2 separate regions of the Homo sapiens genome follow, and region 2 is linked to region 1. A link is a loop called in an ENCODE intact Hi-C map of the cell type or tissue named here. Cell type or tissue: PC-3. All regions are shown on one strand. Each heading gives the region's core, and the rest is flanking DNA. Links, peaks and the distances in the headings are about the cores only.

Region 1 (10,069 bases), core at 1,038-9,037:
GGAGTGCAGTGATGCGATTTTGGCTCCTTACAGCCTTGACTTCCTGGGCTCAAGGGATCCTCCTGACTCAGCCTTGGAGGTAGCTGGGACTCCAGTCGTGCACCACCATGCCCGGCAATTTTTTTTTTTTTTGGGGGGATGGGGTCTCACTATTTTACCCAGGTTGTCTCAAACTCCTGACCTCAAGCAATCCGCCCACTTTGGCCTCCTAAAGTGCGGGGATTACAGGCTTGAGCCACTGCATTACAACCTGGTTATTTTTTTTTTAATCACATAGCTTGTCAATCATTATTTCAAATGAAAATGACGTTTCTGAAAAAGTCACTGGATACACTTATCGCACAATCAGCCAGAGCCGTGCTTTTCCTGGAGACAGCTGTACACAACAAATCCTTCATGCACACTTCCCTTTACATCACAGAGAACGTGTGCTGTCAAAATTTACTCATGTTTACAGCATTGAGGGCATTCTTAAGTGAAATTGGGTTTTTTTCTTTTTTTTGACTGCACGGCAGTGAAGAATATGAAGGTGATCAGGCCGGGGCAGTTTTTGCTAAGGTGCTAGTAGCTTTACCCACCATTTCTTTTGAACCCTCAGTGCCGAAGTCAACACTGAAAAAGGCAAATCACATCTCGGTAATGAGACCGTTTTGATTTTGGGGACCCCCTGAAATGGGGTCCTGGGGACCCTGGGGTTCTGCAGGCCACAGTGAGAGAACTGCTGGAATGTTTTGAATGATGAGATCTAAGCAACTAGTGATAAATACTGGAAAATGTAGACTGGGTATTCATTGAATTACCCTTTTTGACTTTTCCATAGGTTGGATTTTCGGGGTTTTATTAAGGAGAAGAAAACGGGAGAATAATTTGGAGACAGAACATGGGAAACATTGAAGAGTTTCCCGGAAAGGGGGAGCCAAGAAACAGGCAGCGGGTGGAAGGGAGGAGCCCTCGGGAGGGCGGGAACCGGGGGCGGGGCGCCGGCGCGGGTGCAGGGACGAACCATCAGGAGGGCGGGAACCGGGAGAGAGGCGCAGGGGCGGGGAGAGGGGGGTGAGCCGGGCGGTTCTGGCGCGGCTCTGCTTGGGGAACCGCAGCCAAGGTTGGGGCGAGGCCGTGGTTGGGATGGGCCGGGGCGGGTGAGGGGTCCCGGGGCGGTGGGAGGGTAGCGGGGGCTGCGGCAGGGCACGGCTGGAGCTGGGGGCTGGAGGTGGACACCACCCCAAGAGTCTGCACTGAGCAACGGTAACAGTGAGCCCGGGCACAGCTGCAGCCAGGGAGACCCTGAGTGTGCGAGTGTGCGTGTGAGGATGTGTATCAGTGTTTGCAAATGCATGTGAGTGAGCGAGCATGAGGATGTGTGTCCATGTATGGATGTGAGTGTGCAAATGTGTGCGAGGACTGGGAGTGTGTGAGAGCGTGTCAGTGTGGGAATGTAGGGGGAATGTGGAGGGAAGTGTGTCGTTGGCAATGTGTGAGTGTGCAAATGTGTGAGAATGTGAAGGGAAGCGTTGAGTATTGGATGTGAGTGGTAATCTGGTGTGTGTGAATGTGTGAATGTTTATGTGTGAATGTACGTGATGTGTGTGGATGTGTATGATGTGTGCGCACGTATGAATGTTGATTTGTGTGACGTGTGTGCAGATGTGTATGAATGTGTGATGCATGTGGATGTGTGTAAATGTGGCTGCTGTGCATGTGTGAATGCTATATGTGTGTGACGTTTGTGACTGTGTGTGTGCAGGTGTGACTGTTTTATATGTGTGGCTGATGTGCATGGGTGGTAGTGTATGTGAAACATGTTATATGTGTGCATGTGTGAACGTGTGTGGCTATTGTGCACGTGTGGATGTGTGTGAATGTTGCATGTGGGTGTTGTGTCGAGGTGTGGGCATGTGTGTGAATGTGACTTGTGTATCTGGATGTGTGTGAATGCAGGTGTGTGAATGTGTCACTTGTACATGTGTGGATGAATGTGCGTGTGTGAATGTTATGTGTGTGTGACTTGTGTGGGTGTGGATGTGTGTGAATGTATGCATGTGTGTGAATGTCGTGTGACGTGTGTGTGTGAATATATGTGTGACTTGTGTGGGTGTGAATATATGCATGTGTGTGAATGTCTTGTGTGTGATGTGCGATGTGGAGAATGGATGGAAGAGCAGGCGCTTGGCGAGGGGGGAGGGAGGAGGATCAGAGGCCATGGGAGAGGGCGGAGGGAGCGTAGGAGAGGCCATGGGGGAGGGGAGGGGCGGAGAGGCCACTGGGGAGGAGAGGCCGGGGTCGGGGGCGCCTGCCCACCGTGAAGAGGCCCCTGAGGGCAGCTCGGCCTCCTGTTGGGGGCCAGGGTCGGCTCTGGCGGGAAGGCCCAGGCAGTGCAGAATCATGGAGCTCAGGGGCCCTGCTGGGGTCCGCTCAGGAGCCTAGGGTCCTTAGAGAGGTCTCAGGAAATGGGCAGGGGGAGATGGGGCTGGAAAGGGGACATGTGGACAGAATGGGGTCGGAATCGGAGTCTCCCGGGCAGGAATCGCTGGGAAGGTGGACATCTCAAGCCCTGGAGAAGCTTCCAGTCCGCGGAAAGGGGAGAGGACTGGAGCTCCTGGGTGTCTGGGGCAGGACGTGGATGGGGTCACATTTTTCTCTGTTGGGAATAGCACGTGCGAGGCGTGGGCTCGGGCTTTGAAGGTTTGCAGGGTGGGGAAGGGAGGCCGGTGAAGCTCTGAAACCATCCCCGAGGGGACTCTGAGTGACCACTTTGTGGTCAATCCGCAGGGAGAGCTGAGGACGAGGCGGAGGCCCCACAGGTGAGGGCCAGGTGAAAAGCCCTACAGCTGCTGTGTTGTCGAGCCCCGTGGCCAGGCGGGGCGGGGGGCCATGGGTCCCCCAATTCTCTGGGCATTCAGCAGAAAAACCGGCAGGGCTCAGCCAGGGAAGCTGAACTAGAAGTTTCTAACCTGTGCAAGCAGAGCCACACAGGTCAAGAGGACTCTGGGAGGTCCCAGGGCTCAGGGAGGGGCTGCGGGAAGTGCAGGCTTGGGAAAGGGGTCTCCACCTGGAGTTCAGGCCTCATCCCAGTAATGGTCACAGCCACCAGATGACCAAGTGCCCCAGTACCTGGGCAGGCAGGTCCACAGTGCAGCAAAGAGGGATGTGCCTCTTGGGCAAAGTCTGGCAGAGGCTGAGGGGTGGGTACTCGCCCAGTACCTGTGCTGGAAGGTCACCTTGAAGGGGTCCCCAGGCCATGACCAGGGCTGCAGTGTCCCCAGGGTTAGAGCTGGTCAGTGCAGAACTGGGCATCCCCCTCAAAACACAGCACTGACAGCAGCAGCAGAGCGTTGAGCTGTGAGGCAGGACGTCCCACCCGGGGAGGGGCCCCTTCCTTGGGCTCACGTTCTCAGGAGATCACAGTGCAGTGTCAGCCAGGGCTGCAGTCTCATCTGAAAGCTCCCCTGGAGCCTCTGCATCCAAGCTCACGCACATGGCTGGTGACTGGACCCAGTTCCCCCCGGGTCGCTGAACTAAGGGCCTGAGTTCTTTGATGGTTGTTGGCCTAAGGCCACCCCAGCTCCGTGCAGGGGAGGGCAGGGGCCTCTCCACCAGGCACTCTGAGGAGTGCTCACCCCCCGCAGGGAGAGGCGGGAGGGACGGGGAAGGGCAGAGGACACATCAGGTTTTTCATCTTACTGCGTTTTTTTTAAAACAGGAAGATCTGAAGCCAACTACATTCAGCAAGTTTTCTTAAGAACAAAGTAAGAAAGATAAACCAGAACAGCCCTGCTTGGCTTATCCCGGCCTCGCCTTAACCCTCCCTTCCCTGCCGTCTTTCTGTGGCTCCCCTCTGCCAGGTGCCCCCTGAACTTTAAGATTCCAGGATGGTTTGAGAACAACTTCGATGTTTCTGTTTTCCCATTTATGAAGGCTACTGTGCTCTCACCAGTGAATTTAATTACAAGATTTTTAGAAGCAGCTAAAAAAATTGCAACTCAGATGCATCAGTGAATCAGTCCTATTCCCTGTCTGCTAAAGGATGTCTTTTCGTTACCATCATCTGCCGCAGGGCTTTTCTGACAGTTCATATAATTCAAGATAATTGAAGCCAATTTTGCAAGCAAAACGACAGGAACCACTACATGAAATAGCACATCAAGTCTCTGATTCACAACAATGGCACTATTTCCTCAATGGTTTTAAAATTCTCTTGGCTAGGCGTAGTGGCTCACGCCTGTAATCCCAGCACTTTGGGAGGCCGGGGCGGGCAGGTTGTTTGAGCTCAGGGGTTCAAGACCAGCCTGGGCAACAACGTGAGACCCTGTCTCTACAAAAAATACAAAAATTAGCTGGGCTTGGTGGCGCATGCCTGTAGTCCCAGCTACTTGGGAGACTGAGGTGTATCAATTGAGAAAAATGACAAGACAAGTCTCAATCATTTTAGGAGGTTTACTCGCCAAAGTTAAGGACGAACACTCGGGAGACAGTCTGTACCTTTCTCCGAAGATGATTTTGAGGGCTCCAAATTTAAAGGGGAAAGGGTGAGATAATGACAAGTACACAATTTTCATCTAAGAGGCGGGTAGAGAAAAATAGTCATGCGTTTGGCTCATTGAATCTGCATTATTTTTACACAAGATGACTTAGACAAAGGGGGCAGGGGAACAATCAGGTTTGCATTTGTGTCTGGCGGGCAGGGGTTGACTGCACCTGTAAAGATGAGCTATCGATTTGCATTGCTGTGGTGAAATCTTAACAGAAACACCTTACAGTAAAGATTGCGGAGCTCACTAGGAATTTCCTTGTGGACAAAATATAGGGGAGGTGTGCAGTTTTTCATCTTGCAGCATCTTATTTAGGGACCAAAAGGGGAGGCAGGTTTGCATGACCCAGTTCCCAGCTTGACTTTTCCCTTTGGCTTGAGTTTGGGGGCCCAAGATTTATTTTCCCTTCACAGGTGGGACGATGGGTTGCAGGGAGGATGGGAGCCTGGGAGGCAGGGTTGCAGGGAGCCAAGATCATGCCACTGCACTCCAGCCTAGGTGACAGAGTGAGATCCTGTCTCAAACAAAACAAAACAAAACAAAACCTCTCTCTGGAAGAGAAAGGAGGGACTGTGAAAACAACCGAGGGAACAGGCAGCTTTCATTACCAGCAGCATGGGATCCTCGCCCAAGGCCGAGAAAACACAGGAGTGAAATGACAGCTATAGAGGTACACTCCGCAGGCTGCATGAAAAGGACAAAAACAGTAATATACACACCAGTAAGGAACGGCATTGGCATGCTCCGCCTCCTGTGGGCAGCCTGGGGATGAGGTCATTTTCCAAAACAGGGAGCTGGTCAGCATTTTCCATGCCCAGGGCAAGTTCCCCTTGATGGACAGCACCTAATGACCAGCGCTGAGTCAGTCTAGGAGCAGAAAGACTGGAAACCCTGGAGTAGGGGCCACGTCAGCATGACTCACTCAAGCAACGGCAAATTCTCACAGCAACAACATGAAACGCCCTCCAGGGTGATGACTGTGGGAGCAAAACTGACCGGAACCTGGGCGGTGCATGCACTGTGCACCCTCCTGGTTAACAGCCCCACGGCCCGAGAGCTGTGCTTTACATGAATGTCTTCTGTTAAAGCAGCTCGTGTGGCTTCTGCACCCTGGTGGAGCCAACACACGTGCCTGTCACGGAGGTGAGGAGTGAGTGAGTTCTCACCAGCATTTGACGCTGACCTTCCGGAGACATGGCGTCCCTGAGAGCCTGCAGCCTGCCAGAGCAGAGAGCCACCCGCTGGCCGTTCTGTTGGAATTTCGGAGTTCCTGTCTTTCAGGCAACATCTGCCAAGCGCGGTTTGTGTAAGGAAACCCATTCTGTCGTGTCTGCCGGGGCCCAGGGCGGCTGCTGTGCGGGAACCAGCTTTTGTGGCCCATGGAGCAACGACTCAGTCTGGGGCTCGGCTACTCTCCGGCCCGGGGTACTGGCATTTCCCTGGGGCCCATGGGGCGAGTGCCCCTATTTTTCCCATGAGGCCTCAGCCAAGAGGAGGTTCGGGAAGAAAGGAAAACACAGGTGAGGAGAGAGAAGGGCGGGCAGAGAGGTACCACGCCATTAGTGCTGATGGGGAGAGGCGGCTCCAGCCCGGCACTGCTGTCCTTACGAGGCATGTTTCCTTTTTATTCGGAGGAAGAGAAGCAGAGGAACACGTCATGGAGACGGACCGAGTTGAAGGAGCCAGGGATGGTGACAAGCGGAAGGAAGTGTGTTTTGTCCCCATCCAGGGAAGCTTTTGTTTCATGAGACTTACTTGCGCACGTCTGGTAGCTGCCCTGGACATTCATGGACTTTCGTTTTCACTCAGATTTTGTGGTTCACGTGACACAAAGCATGAGGACATCACTGGGCGAGAGGGCCAGGTCACCCCACTGCCGAGGGGCACGCCCCAGCTGTGCACCGCTAGAGTGGGCTTGTCCAGTCCTCGGACACGGGGACAGGGTGTGCCCATCTCATGTAAGACATGAATAATAGTAGAAATTTCTGTTGCATGAGAACTCTCTGCATTATCCTCACCATTTTCCTGTAAGCGTAAAACGTCTAAAACTTTTTTATGAGCACACTAATTCCTCACTTAAGGTCGTCATTAGGTTCTTGGAAATGGCAACTTTAAACAAAAGGACAGACAGCAGGTCCTCAAATAACATTCTTTCCTTCAACATCATTTCATCCTAAGGAGAAAAAAATGGATTTTGTTACATATCCTGGTTCATTTCCAAGAACCAGGTGGGCATAGAATTGACCAAAGGTGGAGGAGAACAGATGTGCGGCTCCGTCCTGGCTGTGTGGCTCCGTCCTGTGGACTAATGCGTGTGGACAGTCAGGAACACTTTCAGGACAATGTGGGTGGCCTGCCAATGGGACCTATTCCAGAGGTCTGAGAAGAAACCGTTGTTTAACCTAGAATCCTGCTAGGAATCAAACTAGCTTTGACAGGAAAAGGAAAAAGAATGAGGACTCTGAACAGGGACAGACTCAGAACAATTCTTATCCACTCATAGTTTAGGAAATAATCTTACAGCATGTGCTCCACCAGGGTCACCAACTGTCCCAATTTGCTTGGGACTGAAGGTTTGTTTGTTTTTGTTTCTTTGTTTTGAGACAGAGCGTCTCTCTCTGTTACCCAGGCTAGAGTGCAATGGCGTGATTTTAGCTCACTACAACCTCCACTTTCCAGGTTCAAGCAATTCTCCTGTCTCAGCCTCCCTGAGTGGCAGGGATTACAGGAACCCACCACCATGCTGGCTAATTTTTCAATATTTAGTAGAGATGGGGTTTCACCATGTTGGCCAGGCTGGTCTCGAACTCCTGACCTCAAGTGATCCACTTGCCTCAGCTCCCAAAGTGCTGGGATTACAGGCATGAGCCACCGTGCCCAGCCTACTGAGGGGTTTTTATGGACATGGGACTTTTAATGCTAACACTAGGACAGTCTCTGTCAGACTGAGATGATGGTCACTCTTTGGCCAAACACCTCCACCACTGCCCCGCAACATCCATAATAGCAACAGTTTGAGTAAAGACACAAGTACCATTTGCGGTCCAAATACTTGAGTGTGTAAACGGTGCATTGGGTGTGCACAGCGGTACCCAGAATCTCCAACTAGCTCCTCATGAGCTGGGTGGGGCATGCAGGGAAGGAGGCAAAGCTTCCCACCTGTCTGGGGAGGCTGTGGGCTCCACCTCTGCAGACTTTGGTAGGAGACCAGTGTTCATGCAGTTGTAGTAATGCACGTGTAGCTTAGGGTTTTTTTGGGACTAAACTATGGACAAAGCACAGAACTCAGTTGTCTCTGTAGAAAAGGGTGGCCTGTCACCCGGTACCAGGTGAGGGGAGTGTGGCAGTGGCAAGAGCACCTGGTGGTGGCCGAGAGGAGGCACGGAGGAGAGTCAGGGTACCGTGCCCTCATGGAGTGAGTGCGGAAGACAAAACAACAGACACAGTTGTAATGACATTACTTTATTTGGGGTTAAATTAGGGTGCACATCACAGAAAATCCTCAAACCACAGGGAATGAAATGGAAGTTGTTTCTCTCTGGTAAAACAAGTCTGAAAGCTGCAGTGTCATCAGATCCACGGCCCTGCATCTCTGCCACACCCCACCATGCACCTCCAGTCCTCCCGGCCTGTGGCTTCCAGGGCTCCAGGAACTAGGGAGGGACAGACACTGGGATCTTCTGCCATGAAGCAGAGAGGGATGCTGGGGAAACACATGGGCACTCGCTGCCACAAGTGCCTCCTGGAAAAGCAAAACCCAATGCCATGGCTGCCTCCCTCCGGCAGCACCAGCACGAGTGAGCCAGATCCTCACCTTTGATCATCAAGGCTGAGAGGTAATATCTGAGGTCGACAGATCAAGAAGTAGAGACAAAAGCAAACCAGGCTGGTGGTAAAGAGGAGGAATGACCGTAAGATGCCTCTGAAAAGTGGGAATATGGGGAATCTCCTCTTGGTTTCTGGTTGCACATGTGAATTTATTGAAAACTGAATATATTAAGATGTGAGCTTAGGAGTTGGCAGCCTGTGGCATGGGGAGGTGTGGGAAGTGGACAGTCTCAGGTCAGGGTGGGCTGGAAAGTGGTGCCACCTCGAGAACAGTAGGTTAACATCTACCCCCAGTGACGACATTCAAACCTTCATCCAGCATCCACTTCCAGGGGACATTTTCACAAAATATTCACGAGAGCACACAAAATATACAAAGGATGACGAGGGTTGAACATTGTTGTGACAAAACATGGGAAGCAACTTAAGTGCCATCTGTGGGAAACGGTCTAGTGGTGGAGCTGTGGGGCTGTGGGATACTGTGGGCGGGTGAGAAACGGAGAGGCGTCTCCAAGCATCAGTGGGATAAAATTGCTCTATCTGTATTTTCAAAGGAGAAAAAGAACAAGCCCCAAGCTGTGCATTTACACGGGGACATGAGTACATCCATCTGTAATGCGTCTGTCACCCCACAACAGGAGGGGTTAGCTGTGCGTGGGGAGAGGGTGAAGAAGGGCTTTTGCCTGGTGCTAGACTGCCTGGGTTCAAATCCTGCTCCTACTTAGTGCTGTGCAATTTGGGCAAAATACCTAAACCTCTCTGTGCCTTCATTTCCACCTCTCTAAAGCGGGGTCTGTGACAATGCCCACTCCTCATTCATAAGGTGGTGGTGAGGATTAAATGAGCTGATGCCCTCACAAGGTGTTTGTCCATCAGTGATAGGGTTTGGCTGTGGCCCCTGTGTCCCCACCCAAATCTCATCTTGAATTGTAATCCTCATAATCCCCACGTGTCGAGGGAGGGATCCCGTGGGAGGTGATCAGATCATGGGGGTGGTTCCCCCATGCTGTCCTCATGATAATGAGTGAGTTCTCACGAGATCTGATGGTTTTATAAGGCAGTTTCCCTGCTCTTACACGCTCTCTTTTGCCTGCCGCCATATAAGACATGGCTTTTCCCTTTCCACCATGATTGTAAGTTTCCTGAGGCCTCCCCAGTCATACAGAACTGTGAATCAATTTAACCTCTTTCCTTTATAAATTGCTCAGTCTGAGGTAGTTCTTTATAGCAGTATGAGAATGAACTAACACAGTAAATTGGTACTGCGGAGAGTAGAGTATTGCTATAAAGATACCCAAAATGTGGAAGCAACTATGGAACTGGGTAACAGACAGAGATTGGAACAGTTTGGAGGGCTCAGAAAAAAGACAGGAAGATGTGGGGAAGATTGGAACATCCTAGAGACTTGTTGAATGGTTTTGACCAAAATGCTGATAGTGATGTGGACAATAAAGTCCAGGCTGCGGTGGTCTCAGATGGAGATGAGGAACTTCTTGGGAACTGGAGTAAAGGTCACTCTTGCTACGCTTTAGCAGAGACTGGTGGCATTTTGCCCCTGCCCTGAGATCTGTGGAACTTTGAACGTGAGAGAGATAACCTGAAATTGGAACACATGTTTACGAAGAAGCAGAGCATTAACATTTGGAAAATTTGCAGCCTGACAATATGATAGAAAAGAAAAACCCATTTTCTGGGGAGAAATTCAAGCTGGC
Region 2 (10,069 bases), core at 1,419-9,418, 95 kb before region 1:
ACCATGTGAGGACACAGGGTTCCTCCTCTCCAGAGAACTCAGCAACAAGGCGCCATCGTGGATGCTTAGAGCAGCCTTTGCAAGACACCAAACAAGCCAGTGGCTTGATCTTGGACTTCCCAGCCTCCAGAAGTATGTGAAATAAATTTATGTCCTTTTAAAATTACCCAGTCTCAGGTATTTTTGTTATAGCAGAACAAATAGATGAAGACATCATCCTTGCCTATCTCCCTGAATTTTTTACCACTGGACATTTATTCCTTGGGCAATGGAGGAATTTAAGAAGTTTTTCTGTATTTGAAGCCATTTATAATTTCAGAACTCCATACATACATTATATATTTTAACTTTTTGTTACTTTATGGAAATGTTCTAACTTGCAGGAAGTCAAGGAAGAATACCATGAACACCCACATATTCATCCTTCAGTTTCAGTAATTGTGCACATTTTTCCATCTTGCTTTTTCTACACACACACACTTTTGTCATTATCAGGAATATTTTAGCACTGCCCCAGGTGTCTTATCACCTCATGTAAAATGTTTTCTTGCTAACAGATTAAAGCACTGTTTTTAATGTATCCACAATGACATAATCACACTAACAAAATTAACAAAAATCCTTATAGCAGCTAATACCCAGTCCGTATTTTAATTTCTCCCCCATCTCTGTCCCCTTGCAGACATACAAAGTCCCTATACAACCATAAACTCTGAGAACTGCATCACACATGGCTTGGGGCCCCCAATGGATCCCCTGATGTAGTTGGGGTAAGACTTCCTTCATAAGGGGTTTATTCAACATTTCTCTCTGGTCTGGCAGTACCCATTTTCCTTCTGAATTCTCTTTAGCGCCTATTTTTATTAGTTTTTCTTTTTCAGTGGAAGAGAAAATGGGGATTACTGTAAGAGGAGGGAGACAGGGAGTTAAGTGAAAAATACGCATTTCAGAAGACACAGCAGCCTGCTTAGCTACCTGATCTGCTAGGTTATTTCTTCGACTTTCAGAAGAAAGGCTTTTCTGGTGGCTGGGAACATGGACAATAGCTATTTCTTCCGGCAACTGAAGATTATTCAATACTTGAGTGATCAGCTCCTTGTGAACAAGGCCTTGACCTTTACTATTAATGAGACCTCGTCCAGTCCAAATGTTCCCAAATGTATGGGCCACTCCAAAGGCATACCTGGAATCTGTATAGATGGTTCCTTCCTGGTTCTGTTACTTTAAGGATTGGCTGAGTGCAAACAGCTCACACGTTTGAGCAGACCAACTGTTGGGCAATTTTCCTGATTCTATTTCTGTAAGAGTTTCTCCATCAATCACTGAATACCCATTTTGTCTTTTTTCCTCAATCACCCAGGAGGAACCATCTATGAATAAGTGCTGTCCAGTCCAGAAGGGGGTTTCTCCTATGTCTGGTCTAAAAAATCTAAACATGTGTGTTCCCTCCTTAGATTTGGATTCCCTGTTAGGAAACCTGCTGGATTGAGTGAATTATCAGTGGTCAATGTTAAATCATCCTTTTCTAACAGAATGTCCTCATACTTTAAGATTCTTGAGTCAGTAAGCCATCTCCGTGCTCTCTGGTTTAAGATAGTTCTAACTCGGTGAGGCATGCTTACTGTCAATTTTCCTCCAAAGGTTAACTTTCTGCTTTCCTCGACTAGTATTGCTGTAACCATGACAGACTGGATGCATTGAGGCCATCCACAAGTGACTGGGTCTAAGACCTTTGATAGGAAGGCTACAGGCTGCTGGTGGCCTCCGTGTTCTTGAGTCAGCCTCCTAAAGCTACCCCACTGTCCACATTAACAAAAAGGTGGAATGGCTTTTCTAGGGAGGGTAAGGCTAAAGCAGGGGTAGCTATGAGCCTTTTCTTCAGCTCCTCAACTTGATAAACTTCCTCAGAAGTCCACAGGAGATGGTTAGGCTTCTGCTGGGCAAGTTTTTCATTCTTGGTAGTTTGAGGCAAGGGTAGGGACATGATTCCCTCGATTCATTCAGGCCCTATTCTTCACTTGTCTGCACTTACCAAGTGGCCTAAATATTTAACTTCGGGCTCTACATACTGAAGCTTTCTTTTTGAGACTTGTAGCCCCTCAAACTGCAGATGGTTAAGAATATGTGTAGAGAAGTCAGTTACCTTCTCTGTATCTTCACCAGGTATAAGAATGTCATCCACGTACTGAAGAAGGCATATTTGTTCTGGGATGACAACTTTTTCTAGTACTTGTTCTAAAATTTGGCCAAAAAGATTAGGGGAATCTGTGAACCCTTGAGGCAAGACCATCCATTGATATTGTTGTTTCCGCCCTGAGTGGGGATCCTCCCATTCAAAATATATCAGCTGTCTTCAGCCAGGGGACATGCCCAAAAAGCATCCTTCAAATCTATTACAGTAAACCATTGATGATTATATGGAATCTTGCTAAGAATGGTGTAAGGACTGGGGACAATGGGGTGGGTAGTCTGGACTATTTGGTTGATAGCTCTAAGGTCCTGTACTAGCCGGTATGACCCGTCTGTTCTTGACTGGCAGTATTGGGGTGTTATATGGAGACATACGGGGCTTGAGAAACCTGTCCTTAATAAGGCCTTTGATTATAGGTTTCAACCCTATCCTACCTTCTAGGGGAATAGGGTATTGCTTCCTTCTTACTACTTCTCCCGGGGTTTTTAGCATGATGTGGATCAGAGGGACTTGGAGTTTCCCTCAGTTTCCTTCTTTGGGCAGACATTAGGATTAATATATTTTTCATCCGCATTGGTGGGTAGGTTTCATGAAGTGAGGAATCCTCTTGGGCTGACTTGTAGACCTATGCCCAACTTTAACATTAAATCCCTCCCCAGTAAATTAGTTCCTGCTTCAAGGATTAACAAGAACTGAATATGAGCTGAGTGATCCTCGTATCTAACTTCTGTGCTTTCTAAAATGTTTGCTCTAAACCCTTCCCCTTTTACCCTGGAGACTAAAAGTTCCTCTGAGGAGGAGACAACATTAGACGAGGGGAAACAAACAGAGGAGTGAGCAGCCCCTGAATCAACTAAAAAAGTGATAAGCTCATGTTTAGGTCCCACCTCCAAATTTATCAGGGGCTCCTGGTGGGACTCAAGATAAAAGAGACAGAGCCCCTGACTCCCTTATTCTTCCTTGAAAGTCATGAGTGGAAGGGCTTCTTTCTCCTTTCTTAGTTCAGGACATCCTCTCTTGAAGTGGCCTGTTCTTCCACATCTATAGCACTTATCTTGTCCTTCCTTCCTCTTAGTTCTGGGATTCTTTAACTTTGCTCCCCCATACTCTTTAGGGGGCCTGGTAAACTTGGACCTTGGTCCTCCAGATGGAGGCTGGGTCCTTTAAAATAGGGTTTAGACCCTTTATAGTTTCTGGCTCCCTGGAAACTCTGTCTAGAAGTACCTGGGTTTGGAGCCATCTGTTGGAAGGTGGAAAACATAAGTTTTGTCTTTTGTTTCTGTTTTTCTTCATCCCTTTTCACATATACTTTCTGAGCTTCCCTGAGGAGCTCACTTAGCAGACGGTCTTCCCAATTGTCTATCTTTTGCAACTTTTTTGAAGTGTCTGGCCAACTTTTAGTGACAAACTGGAATTTCAACATTCCTTGCCCAAAGGGATCATCCAAATTGAGGCCTGCATATTGCCTCATTTGCTCCCTCAGTCTGTCTAGGAATCTCATAGGCCCTTCATCCTTTTCCTGTTGTATAACAAATGCTTTAGAAAGATTTTGGGTTCAGGGTACTGATTCCCAAATTCCTTTTATTATCATCTCCCTTAGTTCCTGCATATTTTCCCAGTGACCTGCATCGTTATTGTCCCACTGGGGGTCTCGAGGGGCAGGGAATTTCTGGTCTGCGGTAGGAAAGTTTTCACCAGGAGGGTGCTCACATTCCTAAACTACCATAGCAGCCCTGTGAATCATACTCCTTTCTTCCCCTGAAAAGAGGATGCCCAAGATGGACATTAACTCCACCCAAGTGTATAACTGAGGTCCTAAGAATTGGTCAGTTTGGTCTGCCACTCCATAAGGGTCATCTAGTAGTGGTTTAAGCTCCTTTTTAAAATTCCAGACTTCTGAACTGGTTAAGGGAGCATTTACAAAGCCAATGGCCCTCCCCACCTCGTGGTACCTCTTTCAAAGGGAAGAGGGTCAGGGCTGACCTCTTAGGTACAGAGAGAAATGGGAAATTCTGAATATCTTTTTTACATTGTTCTACCTCACACTAGAGTCCTTTTGGAGAGGGATATTTAGGTTGGGAGGGAACAGGCTGGTGGGACAGTAATTCCCAAGAGTCAGGGTTATAAGGAGGAGGGACAACGTGAGTAGAGGGGAAATTTGGAAAGGGATCTGAGGCGGCAATGGCTGTCTGAGGGGAAAGACTGAGGACACTGAATGGGGGAAGATAGTCTAGGGGATCCCATGCACTGGAGTCTTTAGGCATGAGAGCTGGCTCCTCTGACTTTTAATTTTGATGTGCTAGATTGGGTTCTTCCCTATCTGTTTTTAAGGGAAAAAGAAGGGCAGGTCCTTCCCTCCAACAAAGGGCATAGCCTAGTTCTTCTTGGGACACTGGACTTTTATCATTAATGTATCAGATTAGAAGCTGACACATTACACCCTCATTTGATCCAAACCTTGGCCAGAAGATTGAGGGTCTGAGGATGGGTCCCTGAGTCCAAATAAAACAGCAATATTTTATCATTTGTTGCTTTTTCCTATGTTTAATCCTTTCATTATCCTTTCATTATCTTTCCAGTATTTTAGCATGAGACCTAGGGGGCTATCTGGGGGGATATCTTTGTTACCATCTTTATCCTTCTTGCTCCCTGTCTTGCTTGGGGTATTTCCCATCTTGATGGTTTTGGGGTAGAGTTCAAGGTTCAATTTCCCTTACTGGAAATTTCTCACCTTTTGGGGTGAGGCTCAATTCCCCCCACTGGAAATTTCTTGCCTTTCGGGGTGAGGTTCAATTTCCACCACTGGAACATACTTGCCTTTTCTATTACTGGAGGTTTGTGTGAGGTTCAGTCCCTGCCAATGGGGATGTCTCACCTCTTTTTAACCTCTAAGCCACCCTGACCAAGGAGTACTTCACCACCCCCTGCCACGGCTTTCTTACCTTGCTCCCAACCACCAAGGAAATACTTTACCGGCTCCCATGGTGTCTTTTCCTCGGTCCATGCACACACTTGTGTGGCCCTTATGGAGGATGCTTTAAGCTAGGTTGCTAGCCAGTTTCTTTCCATGTAGCTGAGAGCTCAGGTTATTCTTCACACTGGGTGGGTCTTGATTTCTCACCCCTGAGGCCGCCACAGTGGGGTGGGGTGCACCTCCTCACAAGAGAGAACCAGAGACCACCCCCGGAGGGGAATGTAATCCCGGATGAGCCCCCAAATTGTTATAAGTAAAGTTTCGGTGCCACAAAAGAAATAGCACTCGAATATAAAATTTTCTTTTTAATTCTCAGCAGGGCAAGGTACTTCTATAGAAGGGTATGCCCTTACAGATGGAGGACTGGTGAGTGCACACCTGGACAAAGGAGGGAAAGGGGTTATTTTTCCTTATGCACATGGTCCCTACTGCTTTGTCATTCCCCTATTGGCTAGGGTTAGACCGTACAGGCTAAACTAATTCTGATTGAGTAATTTAAAGAGAGTGACAGGGTGAGTTGTTTGGAGGGAAAAACGGTTATGAAATGAGTCAAGGTGGAGAATGAGTCAGGGTGGAGCAGGTAATCGGAATGAGTCAGGGTGGAAAATGAGTCAGGGTGGAGTAAGTAATCAGAATGAGTCAGGGTGGAGAATGAGTCAGGATGGAGTAGGTAATCAGAATGAGTCAAGGTGGAGAATGAGTCAGGGTGGAGTAGATAATCAGAAAAGGTTGCTTTACAAGGAAGTTAAGTTTAAAAGTAGAAGGCAAAGAATTGAACATACTGTCATATTAATTCTTTGAAGAGAAATTTATAACTCATATTTAACATCATGATTACACAGCATTCATCATTAAGATGAACATCATGGTTCATCTTAAACCGTGAGGCTGAAGTCAGAGGTGACACATGAAGGATATGGCAAAGCCACTCCACTTGACAATGAACTTCAAAAACCACACTGATGTTATAAAACCCAAATATTTTACTGCACATGCTTACTGGCTGACTTGCACAATACTTCCATTATAATTACGGGACAGACACAAAATGAAAAGAATATTTTTAACAAAGCACTTGCACGATGCAGCCGTACCCATTCTTAATGATCATTAATGTCTCATCCAAAGAGAACCATACTTTGTTTCATTTACTGAAGGTCAGCATACTGGGAAGCAATTGTCATCACATCTCAGACCTTTTTGCATATTTGTCCTCATTGTTCTGAGCCTTCATGTGCTCAGACTAGTTGATTGGTGTGTAGATTGTCTGTCATTAAAGCCATTTGGAAATCAGCTTTGTCACTGGTTTAGTGTTGGAACTTCAGATCCTAGAAGACACCACTGGAAAGCTCTGTGCACTAGGAAAGGGAAGGTGCATGGCCCTGCTGAGCCCAACCTCGGGGCTGGAGGAAGAGACTGACCTTGACCTTGACCTTGAGCCTAAGCAATGCCCCAGGACACTGAGACACCACACCTCCAATAAAGAAAAACTGTGAATGGCAGAAGGAAGGAACCATTGTTTGGGGGCTAACAAGGAGAAAGAAGTGCTCAGAATCACCATTCACTGTCGGAGTCACTCAGCAGGGTCAGCTGCTATCAGCCAGGCAGCTGAGGCTACAGGTCAGGAGGCCACAGGTCCTGTGAATAACCCACATTCCAGACATCAGCATTTCACCCACATGACTCCACCTCTTATCTGCAAATGGGGCCACCCTGAAATCACTTTGCTTACGAAGGAGGAGAAAGGGGGTGGCCCGTCTCTCTGAGTCCTGCCCCTCCTAAAACAGAGCCATGAAGCCAGGTCTTCATGATGCAGCCATAGCATTGCAAACTGTTTCCCATTTCCCCAGAACATGTTTCTAAGCTTCCAGGTCTTACCGGAAAGGCGTCCTAATCCAGACCCCACAAGAGAGTTCTTGGATCTCATGCAAGAAAGAATTTGAGGCAAATCCGTAGAGTAAAGTGAAAGCAAGTTTATTAGGAAAATAAAGGAATAAACAAATGGCTATTCCATAGACAGGGCAGCCCCAAGGGCTCCTGGTTGCCCATTTTTATGGTTATTTCTTGATTATATACTAAACAAGGGGTGGAGGGGTGGATTATTCAAACCTCCCCTTTTTAGACCATATGTGGTAACTTTCTTATGTTGCCATGGCATTCGTGAACTGTCATGGTGCTGGTGGGAGTGTAGCAGTAAGGATGACCAGAGGTCACACTCGTCACCATCTTGGTTTTGGTGGGTTTTGGCCATCTTCTTTGCTACAACCTGTTTTATCAGTAATGTCCTTACAACCTGGATCTTGTGCTGACCTCCTATCTCATCCCGTGACTTAGAATTTCTAATCTACTGGGAATGCACTCCAGCAGGTCTCAGCCTTATTTTACCAAGCCCTTACTCAAGATGGAGTTACTCTGGTTCAAACACCTCTGACATTTCCCTCCCTCTCTTTTATAGGAGAACCCTTAATCCTAAGAGTTGTAGAGGGTCAAAGACCATCTTTTGTAATTTTTTTAGGCTGAACAGGGGCAATGATATTCCTAACTATTGAGTTTCTTGCATTCAGGGTAGAGAGGAGTTTAATTAGAAAGCATTGGTGTGGCAAGGGCCATTCATAACTTTTGAGTTCCAGCAAAAGGTGATATCTGGAAGATTAATAAGTGTTTAATTTAAGAGAACATTTGGTAAGCTTATTCTGCTTTTTACACAAAGAGTACAATGGCAATATGTTTTACAACAGTAAAGCAAAATAAGTAAAATTATCCCAAGTAAACTAAATTAGAAGGCATTTTATGAAATGGGCAATTGTTGAAACTGAGCTGATATGGGATTGCTAGCTGATTTTAATACATGCCCAAAATTAGAATATTGATTTAGACTTTTACATTACCCATACATCTTGTTTCTTCTGAGCAGCAGTCATAGATCACTGGTTGGTTCACAGGAATAAGAAAAGTTAGTCTAAATTGCAGGAAAAAAACTTAAAAACAACTGATGAGACTAGAATTTAATAACAGGTACACCATAGTTCTTGAAACATAATGTTTTTTCTTTCCCATCTCCCATTTTTACCAAAGACAAATTGTGGTATGACTGATTTGCTTTATTATACTTGGCCTGATTATTTGTATAAAGTGCAGCAAGAATAATTATTATTCACACAGGCTTTTAAAATTGGCTTTGATGGAATTTTGTTCCATAGAAGGAATCTCAGTTAAGACAGTTTTTTTAAAAGCAGAGTTCAGACATGGGTTTGTATCCTCAAATACCTATATGAGTTGGGTGAATTTTTTTCTTTTGAGGTTTTAAGATAACTTGGGGCTCCTGGGCCTGTCAGAAAGTGACATTTTTTACTTAACACAGGTCAGGAACCCTGTACAGGGACTATGTAGACAAGGTATGAGGCCAGTTTTACCAAGGGGATTTTTTTTCTTTTAAGACAAGAGTCTTGCTCGGTTGCCCAGGCTGGTGTGCAGTGGCAAAATCTTGGCTCACTGAAGCCTCCACCTCCCAGGTTCAAGTGATTCTCATGCCCCAGCCTCCCAAGTAGCCGAGATTACAGTCACATGCCACCACACCCAACTAATTTTTGTATTTTTAGTAGAGACAGGGTTTCACCATGTTGGCCAGGCTAGTCTTGAACTCTTGACCTCATGTGATTTGCCCACCTCAGCCTCCCAAAATGCTGGGACTACAGGCATGAGCCACTGTGCCCAGCCCCCAAAGGGTTTTCATTGGCTCTGTAAATTAAGCTTGATTCCTTAAAGGAAAGCACATCACTCCAGTGAAATCCTTGGTAAAATAACCAGTTTCTTTAATTGTGTCCTGTTGCAAAAGAAAGCAGATTTTTATTTCACTTATGCAAATAACTGTATTGCCATAAGAATACTTACAAATAGTTTCCAAATTCTGAAGAAATCAGGTAGAGAGAGGCAAATATGCTTCAACTTTTGTTCACAGGAGTAGACTTAATTGTTAAAAGCTGTAAATAGCTTAAAAGAAAAGTTTCCTTGACTCCGAAAAACAAAACAAGGGATAAAAGACTACTTTAGACTTCTATTAGTTTGGTCCATGCATAACTCTGGTTTGATATTTATGAACATTTTAGCTGTCCATGAGTGCTGAAAATTTTTTTCCTCTATTCTAATGTTACAATCTCCAAAGTTATTAGAAACCTGCATTTAAGCATACCTGTTAAAGTCCTATAGTTGATTATAAAACCACCTTTTGAAGGAGATTAGCACAAGACAATTGTTTGTGGATGGCAAAGTCTTAGGGTAGCCATGGTCAAAACCACAATTAACAAATTTTTTACCTCAGCGTCACACAATAACACAACAATTATAATTATTACTGATAATGTACACGAAGTCCTATTAGAATTATAAGAGTTTTCCATAATTTTGGAACACATACCAATATTTAGTGCATGTAAGATTTTTCATTTGCCAATTTTTTAATTTGATTACTGGCTTCAGGGTGGAGCCCTTGGAGAAATGGGGCTGGGAAAACAGTTTCTACAGCCTAATAAGCAGGCACAGCTGGAAGACAAAACAAATCCCCCAAAATTAAAGGTCTCATTTTTATATCAGATTTTGGATTCTAAAAAGAGAGCATTAGCCCATTCTGTGATCAGCGTTTCCCCCATGGGAGTCTTATCTCTTAGTGTGTGTGTTAGGGGACACATTTCCATAACTTTTAGGTGGCCAAGAGCATGCTTCTCTGATCCAAATGTGCAAAGAGCAGCATATCCCCCCATAACTGCCATTAGCCATTCATAAAATTACATTTTTTACCTAGTTATTATACACCAAAGCTTTTTTATAATGTGAAGTAATTTTTGATACCCCCAAAAGTCATAAATGTCAGATAACACAAAGTAAAATAGAATAGAGCCTTAGATTTT

The links. A loop is a pair of places that touch in the nucleus more often than their neighbours do. Peaks named below come from ENCODE experiments on the same cell type or tissue, not always from the same donor. Only the 100,000 strongest peaks of a DNase experiment are listed, where the experiment ranks them.
Region 2: a loop joins it to region 1, with 4 times the contacts of the local background. A loop is called at or near these places in 2 of 110 quality-filtered maps.

The regions. Positions count from the first base shown.
Region 1 is chr13:110,865,725-110,875,793 of GRCh38, reverse strand. PRECSIT (p53 regulated carcinoma associated Stat3 activating long intergenic non-protein coding transcript) reads left to right here and starts at 5,486. Exons shown (of 1, transcript NR_027701.1): 1 at 5,486-10,069. RefSeq lists a silencer at 906-1,125 and enhancers at 2,063-2,940, 5,186-6,385, 5,743-6,429. In PC-3, for the core only: CTCF peaks have their summits at 5,462 and 5,689; a DNase peak (open chromatin) is centred at 5,393; H3K4me3 peaks cover 2,353 bases; H3K27ac peaks cover 1,649 bases.
Region 2 is chr13:110,961,184-110,971,252 of GRCh38, reverse strand. It overlaps LINC00431 (long intergenic non-protein coding RNA 431), which reads right to left and starts at 5,226. Exons shown (of 2, transcript NR_126378.1): 1 at 5,134-5,226. All of the region lies in intron 1 of LOC105370364 (a long non-coding RNA gene), which reads left to right. RefSeq lists an enhancer at 5,075-6,274. In PC-3, for the core only: no CTCF peak of the experiment used is centred there; DNase peaks (open chromatin) are centred at 3,612 and 5,822; H3K4me3 peaks cover 1,136 bases; H3K27ac peaks cover 3,469 bases.